Linked DNA regions of Homo sapiens: region 2 is linked to region 1. A link is a loop called in an ENCODE intact Hi-C map of the cell type or tissue named here. Cell type or tissue: K562. All regions are shown on one strand.

Evidence for each region. A loop is a pair of places that touch in the nucleus more often than their neighbours do. Peaks named below come from ENCODE experiments on the same cell type or tissue, not always from the same donor. Only the 100,000 strongest peaks of a DNase experiment are listed, where the experiment ranks them.
Region 2: a loop joins it to region 1, with 3 times the contacts of the local background. A loop is called at or near these places in 2 of 110 quality-filtered maps.

Annotation. Positions count from the first base shown.
Region 1 is chr10:27,341,188-27,349,187 of GRCh38, forward strand. LINC02673 (long intergenic non-protein coding RNA 2673) reads left to right here and starts at 2,249. Exons shown (of 2, transcript NR_187428.1): 1 at 2,249-3,464; 2 at 3,552-3,730. In K562, no CTCF peak of the experiment used is centred here; no DNase peak of the experiment used is centred here.
Region 2 is chr10:26,623,482-26,631,481 of GRCh38, forward strand. No RefSeq gene overlaps it. Among named protein-coding and RNA genes, the nearest start is that of FAM238B, 16 kb to the right of the region's middle. In K562, a CTCF peak has its summit at 4,075; no DNase peak of the experiment used is centred here; H3K27me3 peaks cover 408 bases.

The DNA.
Region 1 (8,000 bases):
TTTCTGTCTGCCAGAAGTGTTATTACTTCCACATGGCTGTTGACACAGGCCCCATGTAGAGCAGTCCTATGAGAGTGAGAGGACTTTTTAGGAAAGTTTAGTCCATTGTCTCAAAACATACAATGATTTATACAATTGTAAACATTAAATACCATGCTCTTTCTCTGCCTTCAAAACAAATATTTAATATTCTCCTTAAGAAAGTACAACATTCATTCACTCTTATTACTCACTACATTAATGAAAGAGTGGCCTATTTGAATAGAAAGAGCTTGGCCTTTGGACTCAGTTCAACTTGGGCTTGAATAAACTTTACGGTCTTTCACTTACTAGCTGTCTCTTAACCTCTCTGTGCCTCAATTTTCTCATCAATAAAGTGAAGATGAATACAGCAGTTATCTCACAGGACATCACTGTGATGCCTCGATGAGAATCTATGCAAAGTATTTTGAAGAGTTTTTAGCACATGTAACAGCTCAGTAATTGTTAGATATTATAATTATAACTTCTACTTAACAAAGACAACATTTTAAGTAAAATAATACAATCATGCCTACTTTGTGGTGTGTTTTAAAGGTTACAGATAACACTGTATTTTAACGGTTCTAAGATGCTCAATTTCTCATATTTTAGCATCTCTGACATTGAAATGCCACTTACAATTCATTATTTATTAGAACTATATTTGGCAAAAATTTAAACAATCTTTTATTGGTACATAAAATAAGGAGGCATCACACAATTCAGGGTGCCTTCCATGAAGTGGAATATGGTATATACAACAGGACGATGGTAGTCCTAATCACAGGATTTACACTTAAAGAAATTTTAGCTTTTAAGAGTACTACGCAAAAGGAGAGTTGAAATAAAAACAACAAATTGTTAAAACAAAGTACTCCTTTAATATTTTAAAAACTTCAAGCCAAAGAAAACTTGGGATTCAAATGAATAGGTATGGCTCATTTTATTTTGTATTTAGATTTACAGAATGTATATTAATTCATATTTAGATTTATGGAGGGAGTACATGTAAATTAGGTATTTCCAATTATTCATATTACTATTTAAAGCTGTTATAAATTTCCAAAATCGTGGTTGGTAGTTATCTTTTACTAATTTCTCACTTCAGAAGTATTTTTGTTTGAAAGATGAGAGGAAAAGCTTCAATTGAGATTCAGTCCTATTACTCCAATTTTAAGCCTCTCATGTTGCTGAGGCTGAGCAGGTAAATGTGAAATTTTTAAGGATGAAAGGGTCTTGAGAGTTAATAGAATGTGTCTTCTACATAATAGGCATTCAGCTTACATGTGATAAATGGATTCAAAGAATGGATAAATATAGTTGGGAAGTTCAATATCTTAAAAAACTGCTATAAATAAAGCACTTATATTTGCTACTTTATTTTCCTAATAACAAAACTACACTAAAATGATTAATCTGTAATTATTGACATATATATAATAAATCTAGATATAATAAAAATATGTTTCTAATAAAATGTACATGTAAATCAACAAGCACAGATAAAAAGTTTCTCTTCTGAAAATGCTAAAAGTTCACAGAATATACTAATCCACAAAAAATAAAAATTAAAATATAGAAAGTGAAAAATTATTTTAATCTGTGCAAAATTCATATTCCTGCTCTTCCCCAAAATTATTTCATTAATAATAAACTTTTACTAATAACATTGTACTTGTTCAATGCAGAAATCAAAGATAATAAAAAGGAAAAACATTTTATATTAAAACAAATGCCCTCAAATAACAAATTTTATCATATTTCGTACATAATTTCAGATAACACAAGACCATCATCTGTATGTATAAACAAACTGAACTTTACCCTTACTTGGTACACCAAAATACATTTTCAAATGTCAACATACTTCTGTATATGTTTCTACATTCAGTGGTCACATTTTATCCCACGCTGTAAATTCACTGAAATGTATTTATAAAAGCCATTGTATGGATTCTTCTTAATACACTGATATTTTAAGCAGCGCTCAAAAAAGAAATTGTGTGTATGTTTCCTTATTTTCTAAAAATATCTTAATGTAATAGAATTGATCACCAACAGGCATATACAATTTTTTAAATATGGTACTTACCACCAAATTGTCTATTTGAAAAGTCATCTGCAACTTAAACTTTAAGCAGCAGTATAAATATCACTGCTCTTTATCCTCATAAACTTTGTGGATAGAAAACAGTATTTGATTCCTGTTTTAACTTAAATGCCTTCTCTAACGAGGAACACTAAATATTGTTTCCTGTGTGCATAAGTCACTTGCAGATCTAGAAGAAGGAGTTTGCCCAATTTTAAATTAGAGGCAAAGTACTTTTCTTAGATCTGCAATTTACATCTCTAATTTAAATTGCCCAATTTTAAATAGAGGATTTTTTTGTTGATTTGAGTGAATTCTCTGTAAAATGAAGATTTTTAAATCTGCTATATATACACACATGCACATACATGTGTAGTAAATATTTTACAAGTATGCTGCCTTTTATTTTTTCTCAAATGCAGGGTAATTTTTGTTTTGCTAAATTAACCTTCACAATGCTTATTTCTGAGAGTCTTAGAAAGGTTTTGTCAACATAAAAATGTATCTGTGTAAATAGGCATTTATATTTTCTTCTGATTTTTTTTCATTTTGTATATTAAAAATTTTTAATCTATATTCCATCAGGAACTTATTTCTTTTATGTACTGTAACTTTGGCATTTTTTTCTAGAGATCATCAAACCCAAGAGAGTCTAGATTTTCTCCTGTTATTTTCCAGAAGTTTTATAGTTTTGTATTTGACATTTAGGTCCGTGATTCATTTTGACTTAATTTTTGTGAGAAGGTAAGATCTGATTCATTTTTTTTACATGTGGGTATTCAGTTGTTCCAGCACCACTTTCTGAAGAAACCAACCTTTGTTTCATCATGTTGCCTTTACTTTTTCATCAAAGATTAATTAAATATATCGATGTGTCGCTATTTCTAAACTCTCTGTCTTGTTTCATTAACCTGTCTATTCTTTCATCAATATGATACTGCCTTGATTACCGTAGCCTTACAGTAAGTCTTGAAGTTGAGTAGTGCCTGTCTGTCCTCCAGCTTTGTTCTCCTTCAATATTGTGTTAGCTATTCAAGGTCTTTTTCTTCCCCATATAAGCTTTAGAATTACTTTTTCTATATCCATAAAATAATTTGCTTCCATTTTGATTAGAAGTGCATTGAATCTGTACATTGGTAAGAAATGACATCCTGATGATACTGAGTTATTCTATTCATGAATATGATGTATCTTCTCCATCTCTTCAGTTCTTTTTTTATTTCCATCATCACATATGGACAGTTTATGAAATTACATAACTCCCTCTACCTTGACCAAAGGACAGTGATGAATTCCTCGTTCTGCAGCCAACAAGTCACCTCTGAGGGCCATGTGTCTAAACATAGACAGGAGGGTAAGAAAATGATAAAGACATCCTGGGAAAAATAGGAAATTCGAGAATCAGCAACTGTGTCTAAGTAACTCCTTTCCATTTCCCCAGGACACCTGTTGCTTCAGCCAACACCTGCTGGCATGTGCTGAGGATGCTGGTGCTGCTGGCTTTCCCAGCCCTGCCCCCGGGGCTGCTTTGGGTGTGTGCCTCTTGACTTTAGTGAGAATGTACTTTTTCATCCCTACCATGGGTGAAAAGTTTTCACAAATAAAAACTTTTTAAAATAATGCCAACTTTTGTATTAGATAGAGGTGCTGCGTGTGCAGGTTTGCGTGTGTCTTTTTGGTAGAATGTTGTATTTTCTTTTGGGGATATTCCCAGTAATGAGATTGCTGGGTCAATTAGTAGCTGTGTTTTACATCTTTTGAGAAATCCCCAAACTGCTTTCCACAGTGGCTGACCTAATTTACATTCCCAGAGACAGTGAATAGGAGTTTCCTTTGCAGCCTCGCCAGCATCTGTTAACAAATGACCACTTTTATTCCAGACATAGATCATCTGTTAGTTTTGATTTTAGCACATCCTCTGAAGAAGATAGTGTTTTTCACAACCAAAGATGATTTCACCTTCCAAACGTGTTTTTTTTTTCTCATTTTCTGATGGCATGCGGAACTTTCTGTCTGCATCAGTTTGGGTATAAGTTAAGAGCATTGTACCTTGAAGTGTCCCATCTCACTGTTCCCATGCAGTGTTCTGTCCCAGAACTCTTCACTAGCTTTTTACCCCTGTGGGCCCAGTAGGGAGAGGAGCCCCCCAGAAAGTCTTTCACCAGGCAAGTGACGAACTAAAGAATTACACAATCATGTGTGACTGTTCTCAAAGCTCCCAAACATAGAAAGGGGGACAGTTGCAGGCAATACAGCTTTATTAATGGCAGTAACATCTCAGCTCAGCAGGAAACATACTGTGGGCTATGAGAACAGGTTACAATGAATATTGAGGCAGAAAAAGTCACATTAATCACATATTAGCCCCAAAATGCTCTTGCTCAAATGGTAACTGTCCTTCCTGCACATGTGGCAATACCAGACTTGCAGAAAGCACACGTGGTGAGAGACAAAGCCTGCTGCCTGTCTGTGAGCTTCAGTGCCCAATGAGACGCAGCAAGCTTTCGCCTCTTCTTTCTACACTCCTGCTTTTATTGCACAGTACTTTTTTACATATGTTTTATTCCATTTTTGAATGTTGTATTCCATTGGTCTTTCAGACTAATGATGAAACAACACAACACAATTTTAATTTCCAAGTCTCTACAATATTTTAAAGGGGAAGTCACTCTCTTTTAATTCTCAGACTTTTCATGGATATTTTAATTTGTTTGCTCTTCTTTACAATAAAATTTCTATATCCAGAACACAGATGTTATCTATATTGGAGTTAAAATCAACTTATTTTATTTTTTTTATTTTTTGACTTTTATTTTAATCTCAGGGGCACATGTGCAGGATGTACAGGTTTGTTACATAGGGAAATGTCTGTCAGCAGGGCGGGGTTGTTGTACAGATTATTTCATCACCCAGGTGTTAAGCCTGGTGTCCATTAGTTTTTTTTCCCGATCCTCTCTCTCCTTCCACCTTCCACCCTCCGATAGGCCCCAGTGTGTGTTGTTTCCCTCTATGTGTCCATGTGTTCTCATCATTTAGCTCCCACTTACAAGTGAGAACATGCTGTATTTGGTTTTCTGTTCCTGAATTCCTTTGCAAGATAATGGTCTCCACCTCCGTCCATGCCCTTGCAAAGGTACATATACACCATGGAATACCATACAGCCATAAAATCAACTTATTAATTAAAGTACTTTTGATGTCTTAATAATGTTGACCCTGCCTAATCATGTAATGTCATAATTTTTCATTTATACAAATCTATTTTTAGGTTTTTAAGAAACATTTCGCACCAATTCCATACTAATTAAATTATTTTAAATAATTTTCTTTAAAATGTTGGCATTATCTCTTTTCCATCTATGAACACAAGACATTCTCATTAATTCAATTAACATAATTTGTTGTGTTAATGAATTTCCTAACGCGATGAGTCTCACCTGCATTTCTGGAATAAATGGACTTCCTAATGATCTAATATTTTAAAGGGTTGGCACAATGGTTTTTAACATTCAAAAATTTTACTTTCATATTAATATGCTCTAATTATGTATAATACTCCATGCGGCATCAAACAAGTAAAGTTATCATATCAGTTTTTTTCATTTTTAAAATAGTTCAGTTTTATTCTGCTAGTACCATAAAAACAATGTAAACACAAGCGCTTTGTACATCTTTCTGGTGAATTCACATAATGCTTAGTTCCCTGATCCTTTGACCTCCTCGTCTTCTCCAGTTATTTTCTGTTTGAACCACTGGCCTCAGGAGTGGAGTAGGTTTGGTGCTTAGGAGAGAGCAATGTGGCTTTTTGGTATGACTCGTTTGCCCTCTCAGCACACTCCCGTTACTCCTAACACAAAGCTTGAGGTTTAAGTCCTTAAACCTGTAGGTTTCACCATCAGCTTTTTCTTTCTTTCTTTCTTTCTTTCTTTCTTTCTTTCTTTCTTTCTTTCTTTCTTTCTTTCTTTCTTTCTCTTTCTTTCCTTCCTTCCTTCCTTCCTTCCTTCCTTCCTTCCTTCCTTCCTTCCTTCATTTCCTCTTTCTTTCTCTTTCTTTCTTTCTCTCTCTCTTTCTCTCTCTCTCTTTCTTTCTTTTTTCTTTTTCTTTTTTTTCTTTTCGCATAGGCATTACTAGGGATGTGAATGGGAGACTGGTGTAGAAAGTGCTGAGGAGCCGAAGCCAACAAATTGCTTTAAACACAAGATGAAAATGCTCTGTTCCATCCACACAAAGAATCACCTAATACTGGTGTGAGGCATCTCACTTAGCTGTGGAGGAGTCCTTGGAATTAGATCTCAGAAAGACAGTTCTGGCTTTAAGACAGTAAAACCTTTTGGCAATGGGCCAATTGCCTTGAAAAAAAAAAAAAACCAGAGTTCTACTTTAAAGACCTTGCAAGTGGAGAATTGTCCTACAAAGATTCTTGGAAATGTTAACAGAGATAACTGACATGGGTAACTGGGGGCCAACCAGGAACTGTCAACAGCCAGATCTCAGCAAACACAGGACAGCCAGTTAATAGTTCCTTCAGTTCTCTGATGACCACAAATGTAATTTTATTTTATTTAGCCTTGTGGAGGTTCTGCAACAAATGTAATTTTAAAGGAATTGGGAGCCAGAAAGATAAATGCAACTCCTTCAACTGTGTGACACGGCAGACTGATTAATCTGGGTTCCCAGAGTGTGGAGCAAGTGCCCTGCATTTGCACTTGCAGATGCAGAACGGCCCAGGGGGAACTTGCATGATGCTGAACCCCACAGGACAGAATTACTTCAATCGCCTGCTCCTGACTACTATAAGGAAGAAGTCTCAGTGTCTCAGTTTGGATCTACACTCGGATTTACTTGTCTTTTCTTTCCTTTCTTTCTTTCCTTTCTTTCTTTCTTTCTTTCTTTCTTTTCTTTCTTTCTTTCTTTCTTTCTTTCTTTCTTTCTTTCTTTTCTTTCTTTCTTTCTTTCTTTCTTTGTTTCTTTCTTTCTATCTTTCCTTCTTTCTTTCTTTCTCTCTCTTTCTTTCTTTCTTTCTTTCTTTCTTTCTCTCTTTCTTGTTCATTTCTTTCTTTCTTTCTTCTTTTTTTTTTTCTGGAGATGGAGTTTCCCTCTGTCACCCAGGCTGGAGTGCAGTGGTGCAATCTTGGCTCACTGCAACCTCCACCTCCTGGGTTCAAGCAATTCTCCTACCTCAGCCTCCCCAGTAGCTGGGACTACAGGTGTGTGCCACCATGCCCGACTAATTTTTGTACTTATAGTAGAGACAGGGCTTCATCATGTTGGCCAGGCTGGTCTCAAACTCCTGAGCTCAAGTAATCCACCTGCCTCAACTTCCCAAAGTGCTGGGATTACAGACATAAGCCACCGCACCCGGCCTCTATGCTTGAATTTCTACCCTTAGCTAATCTCTCTAACACACATGCCTTTCATTGGATAAAACTGGCTAGGCAGACTAATTACACCTTCCTGTGTAATACAAGCCCCTCCCTGGCTTGTATAGTTGCCTTCCACTTGTGACAAGTGCTATGAATTTTCCTTTTTAGGAAGTGATACACAATTTTTTTCTTGAACAGGATTTTTAACTCAAAATAATGAGATAGTGTAAACATCATGACAATTCTGGAATGTCTGAAGTTTGAGATAAAGATTGTCTAAGAAAAGCTAAGATTGTCTTAACTGTTTATATGTGGTATCTGGAACATGGGCATCAGGAATCAAGTGATGCCACTGCTACTGGGCAGAGTTTTCATATTTTATCTAAACAAATGACACTGACCTACTTTAATAAAATTTCAGAAAAGCCATCTGGAATCAGCCCCATCATGTCCAGATTGGAAGGTGTTTGGGGACCAATGAAACATACCAGAAATACTTTTCTTCCCCCAAAACAAATGTAATGAAT
Region 2 (8,000 bases), 720 kb before region 1:
ACTTAGAACAGTGTCTGGCACACACTGAGCACCTAAGTACTCAATAAATATTTGTTGAATGAATGAACTCTGCAGGGAAAAGCAGGTACGAAATTGATGGAGACAAGGGTGGGAGCAAGATGGCTTAATGAATATCATTTTACATCACTTTGATTTTGAACTATGTGACTGTAGTACCTATATATTTTTAAATTAAATGAAGAAAACCACAGATGGAATGTAAAATTTTTATCTGTATTGAAACAGTATTTTTGCTACTGGGGTTAATAAAATCACTCTGCCTTGACTTCCATCTGGAATCTTGTTGTACTGCTGTACTGAAAACAGGCTCAATTTTAGATTGGAGGAGTTGGAGGAGAGGAAGGGTAGGAAGAGAAATATATTTTGTCTTCTAGCAAATATGTTAGAGACACAGAAATGATTAAAATGTGGTCCCTGGCTTCCAGGAGCACAATGTCTAGTAGTTGGGTCAATCAATATTTAACATTTGATATAATACTAATGTACTCAGAATATCATTCACACTTATTCATAAACATACATATGATATTTCAATTTGAGCAATTATAAACATTGCAAGTTTTTCTATTTATTATTTATTGCTGCATAAAAAGGCAGCCATGTTCCTTTTTCTCTTCAGTCTAAATTCAGAATAGGAAACCACACGGTAGATAGACAGACATTAGAATGTCAGCTTACTACTGATAAAAGCTAGCCTGGAAAATATGGCTCAGGCGGAAGATAAAGAGGCACGGTGATGTGTTACATGCAAATGAATATCAATCATCTGTTGAGTAAAATAAAAACTCTACTAACAGTTATGCAAAGATTCAGAGAATATATCACCTATCTACCCAGTTTGGGCAAAACACTTAAGAAAGTAATCAAGACAGGGACTTGAAGATGGAACCATGAAAAAAGGATGGTGGTAAGCAGAGAAATGTCTCCAAATGGGGGATGGGGGAGTGTCAAATGCAAAGACACTTTAAACAGAAGAGATACACTTCAAGGGAAAAACTAATAATCTAAAGTTCAAAATATTAAACTATCTTAGCAAAATCTAGCAGCTACGTAACTAGATGCAAAACATAAAAACATTCTAAAGGTCTCATCTTATTGGGATGAAGGGGAAAGCAACAGACAAATAGAATCTTAGTGAGGGAAAATAGCTAAAAACTTGTTTTCCCATGAAAGTGGCAAAAAAAAGAAGATAACTGTGAGTGGAATTGTAGAAGTGTTTTTCAGTCAAGTTTCCAAATCAAAATGGGGGATAAGCAGAATGAGAAGTGGGTGCATGCAAAAAAGCGACCAACCAGGAGAGGTAACCTTGATTATGACAGCCCACTCTCATGATAACTAATCCATTCCCATGAGAACTAACCCTGAAAGAGATTAATCCATTTTAATGACCTAACCACCTCTTAAACCACCTCCCAGCACTACCACATTAGGAACCAAGACTAAACATGAATTTTGGAAGGGCCAATCCATATTCAAAGCATAGTACTCCATATCTTTATCTTTTCACAGTTTGATAGCTCATTTTTTTTTCTTTTTTTGAGACAGTGTCTCCTTCTGATGTCCAGGCTGGAGTACAGTGACACAATCTCACCTCATGACAAACTTCACCTCCTGGGTTCAAGCGATTCTCTGGCCTCATCCTCTCCAGTAGCTGGGATTACATGTGCCCTACCATTTCTGCCTAACTTATGTGTTTTTAGTAGAGATAGGGTTTCATCATGTTGCCCAGGCTGGTCATGAACCCTAGGCGCAAGCAATCCACCTGCTCCGGCCTCCCAAAGTGCTGGGATTACAGGCATGAGCCACTGCACACAGCCCATTTCTTCTTATCACTGAATAATATTCCATTGTCTGAATGTACCACAGTTCATTTATTCATTCACCTAGCGAAGGACATCTTGGTTGCCACCAAATGTTGGCAATTATGGAAAATGCAGCTAGAAACATGTGTGCAGAGATTTGTGTAAATATCAGTTTTCAACTCATTTTGGCAAACAGGAGTGCAATTGCAGGATCATATGTTAAAGTGTGTTTAATTTTGCAAGAAACTGCCAAACCGCCTTCTTAAGTGGCTGCTCCATTTTGCTCTCCCTCCAACAATAAATGAGTGTTCTTATTGTTCCACATCCTTGTCAGCATTTGGTATTGCCAGTGTTTTGAATTTTAGCCATTCTAATAGGTATGTAGTGGTATCATTTTTAATTTGCTATTCCCTAATGACATATGATGTTGGGCATTTTTTTCATATGCTTATTAGCCACCTGTATCTTTTTTGGTGAAGTGTCCATTCAGATCTTTTGTCAATTGTTTAATTGGACTGTTCATTTTCTTATTGTTAGGTTTTAAGGGTTTGTATATTTTGGATAACAGTATTTTATCAGATATGTCTTTTGCAACTGTTTTTCCCCATCTGTGGCTTGTCCTTTCATTCTCTTGATTGTGTACTTCACAAGAGTTTTAATTTGAAGGAAGTCCAGCTTATCAATTATTTATTTCATAGATGATGCCTTTGGTGGTGTTGTATCTAAAAATTCACTGCCATACCCAAGGTCATCTAGATTTTCTTCTCTGTTATCTTCTAGAAGTTTTATGGTTTACTTAGGTCTCTGATCCATTTTAAGTTAAAATTTTTTGAATGATGTAAGATCTGTGTCTAGGTTCTTTGTTTTCGTTTTTCCATGTAGATATCCACTTGTGCCAGCACTATCTGTTGAAAAGACTATCTTTTCTTTATTACCTTTGCCCCTTTGACAAATATTTGTATAGGTCTATTTTGGGGCTTTCTATTCTGTTCCACTGATTTATTTGTCTATTCTTTGCCAATACCACACTGTCTGGATTGCCGTAGATTTCTCGTAAATCTTAAAATTGGGTAGTGTTAGTCCCTGAATTTCTCCTTTTCTAATATTGTGTTAGCTATCCTTGTTTCCTTTTTTTTTTTTTTTGGCATCTCCATATAAACTTTGGATTCAATTTGTCAATATCCACAAGACAAAATGTTGAGATTTTGATAGGGATTGCATGGAATCTGCAGAGCAAGTTGGGAAGAACTGACATTTCGCAAATGCTAGGCCTTCCTATCCGTGAACATGGAATATTTCTCTATTTATTTAGTCCTTCTCTGATTTCTTTAATCAAAATTTTGTAGGTTTCCTTTTAGATCTTTTATATATTTTGTTAGATTTATGCTTGAGTATTCCATTTGCAGGGAGGGATGTGAACACAAATGGTATCTTTTTAACTTCAGCTTCCAATTGCTCATCGCTGGTGTGTAAAAGAGCAATTGCAATTGACTTTTCTATATTAACCCTGTATGCTACATCCTTGCTGTAACTGCTTATTAGTTCCAGGAGTTTTTTGGTCAGTTGTCTTGGTGGCCTCCTGAAGAGTCCCCCTCTAAACCCAGGGTTAAGCATTTGCATTATTTTCCTCTCCATACGTAGGACTATCAAAGGCAAGGTGGGGAGAGTGCAAGGCAACAGCTCCCTGCAGTCTTCTCCACTTTAGATCATTTCATATTGTTAAGGTAAATGAGGGGAATTAACAGCTGTGGAGCAGGTTCTCAAGTATTTGCTATGAAAACCTACGTATGGTGATTTGGATTTTCACAGCTATTATATCCTGGCGGTCTTTGATGAAAGTTTAATTTTAACCTATTGTTCAATCAGTATCAGTTTTATTGGAAAAACTCATAGGAGAAAAAACAAATAATTATTTCAATAAATGTCAAAAAGGCTCTTGATGAAATTCAACACCACTCCTTGTTAACAGAATTTAAAACTTCATAAGACGCTAGCATCTGAGGAAGATGTTTTTATACTGATGAAAGGTGTCTGAAACCTACAGCAAAGGACATATTCAATAATAAAGCATGAACAGAGGTGTCATTTGCATTCAGAGTACCCAGGATTTGTTTGAATCAGTAATGGTAAGACACACGAACACAGAAATGACTGTCATGAGGGAAGCAGTTTATTTTACTACTCACAGTTCCCTAGAAGCTGTAGGCACAGCACACCACAAGGGGCAGGATAGGGGAACATCAAGGTCAGTCAGGAGGCAGCGGGAACCGGGTAAAACATGGGAAAGAATCTTTATTGCAGTTCTCTGTGAAGGAACAAGCAAGTCAGGGCAATCAGGCTTAGCATTGGCTAGTTTGAATAATGTCATTGTCTGCTGGAAAGAAGAGGCTGCTATCTGGCCCTGATGAAATTAGGGAAGCAGAATAGTAGCCAGAAATGTGAGAGTGATGAGCAAGATTAAAGACTGCAAAAGATACAAACAGAGATAAAGAAGAATAAGGAGTGAGGAAGAGATGAGAAAGAAGGGGGTATAAACTCTGGGTTGGTTGGATTATATAGGAAAGGCATACGTGCAGGCAAGTTGTTTATTACATCCAGCAATTAGCTTATCCTGAGAGGGTCAGTCCCTCCAGGGTCAACAAGGCCCAGATGTCAAAGCATCAAATTCAGAAAATAAGAGACATGATTAATACACCGTTAAAGTCAGTATTATAATTAATATTATTCAACATTATCCTGGAGTCTCTAGCCAATGCACACAACAGCAAAACCGCTAACATAAACAAATATCTGAATGGAAAAGACAGACTTTTAAATTCTCAGATGATGTATCTACTTAAAATTTAAAAACCAAGTCAAGCAATCCATTAAAAGCTATTAAGTAGAGAAACTAAAAACTGTCCTGTGTACTATATATCAGTGAAGCTCATTTGTAAAATGTAGTATAAAGGGTGATTCAGAAGAGCAACAAGAACTAAAATATTTTTAGAATTGATGGACAATTTTAAAGTCTATATGAGGAAAATTGTAAATGTTTATTGCAGATATAAAAGAAAACATCAGGAAAAAAGAGGTGCAGGTCATCACTGCTCCACCTAGTTCCAATAACCATGATTTAATTAAATAACGTGAGTTCCCCAACATGGTTCCAAATTCAGTTACCATGGTATTTTAACTGTGAGTAATTTTGTAAAGTACAAACTTTGTGTGAGCTCTTCAGTCCACAAATCACAACATAAATAACAGATGCAATCATGATCAGTGACCCATCATCTCTTTCAAAGTATGAGGTTGCCAATCGCTGCATATTTGTTACTGAGTTTATAAAGAGAGCAAAGCATGTCACTGTCTTGCCTCCTTGTCTCCTAGTGAGAAGCCCACATGACATTTTACAAAAATGAATAATCAAAAGAGGGAAGTGGTCAAAAAACATGAAACTGCAAAAAAAGAAAAAAAAGAAAGAAAGAAAAGGGATAACACAAAGTGAAATTCAAGTAGAACATAAATGTAGTTATAGAAGAAATAGTGGCCACTAACTGAGGCAGATGTTTGCTTGGTATTTCAATTAGTTTTGACAAATAAATCAATTCTGAATCTGACTGAAGCTCTATATTTACAGAAATACAGGGAGCACAGACACGTGTTGTGTTAGGTTGTTTTTCTGTTGCTATAAAGAAATACCTGAAGCTGGGTAATTTATAAAGAAAAAAGGTTTAATTGGCTCGCAGGTCTGCAGGCTTAACAGGAAGCATGGTGCTGGCACCTGCTCAGCTTCTGGGGAGGTCTCAGGAGGCTTCCATTCATGGCAGAAGGCAAAGTGGGAGCAGGCTTCTCATATGGAGAGACTGGAACTAGAGAGCAAGCGGGGGAGGTGCCACACACTTTTTTTTTTAAATTATTTTACGAAATCTAAAAGAGTCATATTTATTATCATCCCATATGTCATTTGTCTCCTTCAAGTAATATTATATTGTTTTGCATTTAAATTAGAGGTACATGAACTTCATTTTATTCAAAATATTTAGGTTTCTTAAGAGTTTATTTTGGAATTACATTTTGAAAACAGTGGTCACAAAGTAAAACATTTCGATTTTGACATTTCTTAAGCCAAAAGAAGACATAAATTTAAGACCTTATCTAGTTGTTCAGCTCTCTTTCACCTATCCCAGGATGTTCCATCAAATATTCATTCCCTCTCCCTCTCTTCCTCTTCTTGTCTCCTCTGCTTCTATCGGTGCCTTCCCATAACCTAGATATGTGAAGAAATATCTTTAAAATCTTAAAAGCAAACAGAATTTTAAAAAAGCCCTTTTCCACTCTGCTTATCTCTGTAGCATGGTCCTCTCTTTTCCCCTCACAGCCAAGCTCCTTGAAAGCATGTTCAGCACTCACTGCATTGCGTTTCTTCCTTCCCCATCTGGTACATTGAGGCATATCTGGCTGTGACCTCCCCAACTCCCCTGGAATGGCCCTTCCTCATCTCATCAGTCATTAGTTCATTTTTGTCTTTCTCCCTAGGCTGTAAACTCCTTTAGATCATATATTGTGTCTTAATTCTTTTTGTCTTTTTAGAGGCTGACATGTAGCAAGTGCTCCATAAGTATTAATTAAATTAATATTGCCTTGCTTTAATGCTTCACAACACTCACAGCATCCATTTGAACCAGAGACCAAAATAAGTAAAAAATTTTCAGTTTGAACTTTCTGATATGATCTATCAGAATTGCTAACTTTATGGGACCAGGTGCATCCCCATGCATTGCTCATCTGATGAATTAGTGACTTGCATTGGTAGATCTCTGTTGTTCTTTTGGTGGTGGGGTAGACTCTGGTTTTAGCCTTAACCAAGGTACAGATATTTCAACAATTATTGCTTTTCACTTTTTATAAAATGTTAGTTTACAAATTGCTTTCTTTTTGAAACAGAGTCTCACTCTGTCATCCAGACTGTAGTGCAGTGGGGCAATGTCGGCTGACTGCAGCCTGCGCCCCCCGGGCTCAAGCAATCCTCCTGCCTCAGCCTCCCAAGTAGCTGGGACCACAGGCATGCACCATCACACCTGGCTAATTTTTGCATTTTTTCATGGAGATGGGGTTTCACCGTTTTGGCGAGGGTGGTCTTGAAATCCTGGGCTCAAGCAATCTGCCTGTCTCGGCCTCCCAAAGTTCTTGGATTACAGGCATGAGCCACCAATCCTGGCCTATAACTTGCTTTGATTGCTGGCCTTGAATTTCATTCATGATCCCAATGCTCTTAATTCTTTTGTCTAAGGGCTTGTTACAAAAATTATTCTATAAAGCCCTTTAAGATACCCTTGAGAGGATTTCAAAATAAAACAACTCAAAATTTCCCCCAACAAAATAAAAAATTCAACTAGAATCCAGGATTATACAAAGCATTTTGAGGAATTAAAACAATTTCCAGTCCTTTCAGGTGCCTTCCTAGAATAACTATCTAGGAATTTCTGCTTCATAATCTTATGAACCAGACATTGGCAGTTGGGTATGATCAGATTGCTGAATGTGTTATCCAGAAGATACAGAATTAGTCAATGACTCTCTTGATTTTAACACGTGAGTGTACTTGTTTTTTCTTTCTAACTCCCAGGTGAATGCTGAAAATGTAGCTGAGAAAAGCTAACTGTATGTGACTATCACAGACAAAGAGCACACTTACACTAATTTCTGTAAATAAGAAACTGCTATTAAATCTTAAACTAAAGTCTTGGTCTACATTTTTTGGTCAAATATAATTACAGATTTGACCTAACTGAGAGCTCCTTAGTTTAATAGAGCCATTATTGCCTATTATTTCAGAAAGAAATAGTGTTTTCACTTTCATGAGACGTACAAATGATCCGGCCAGATCTCGGCACAAGCCTTGGCCAACACCTTTACAGATGAAACACTTCTGTTCCTGCTTAAACCAATAAACATTATTTTTATTGACACTTGTACAACACTGGAACATAAAAAACAGTCTGCTGAAAGTATTTTCCTATTTAGTCCAATTTCAGTGTATTTGTAATAGACAGTGGGACACTCCAGCAAAGCTGTTTACAATGGTATTTTGAATATCATAATATCATTTTCCCATTGCCTCCTATTAAAAAAAGATAAATAAACTACAGTAAAACATTTTTCATGAAAGACTTTATAATGGTGACCTAATCTATA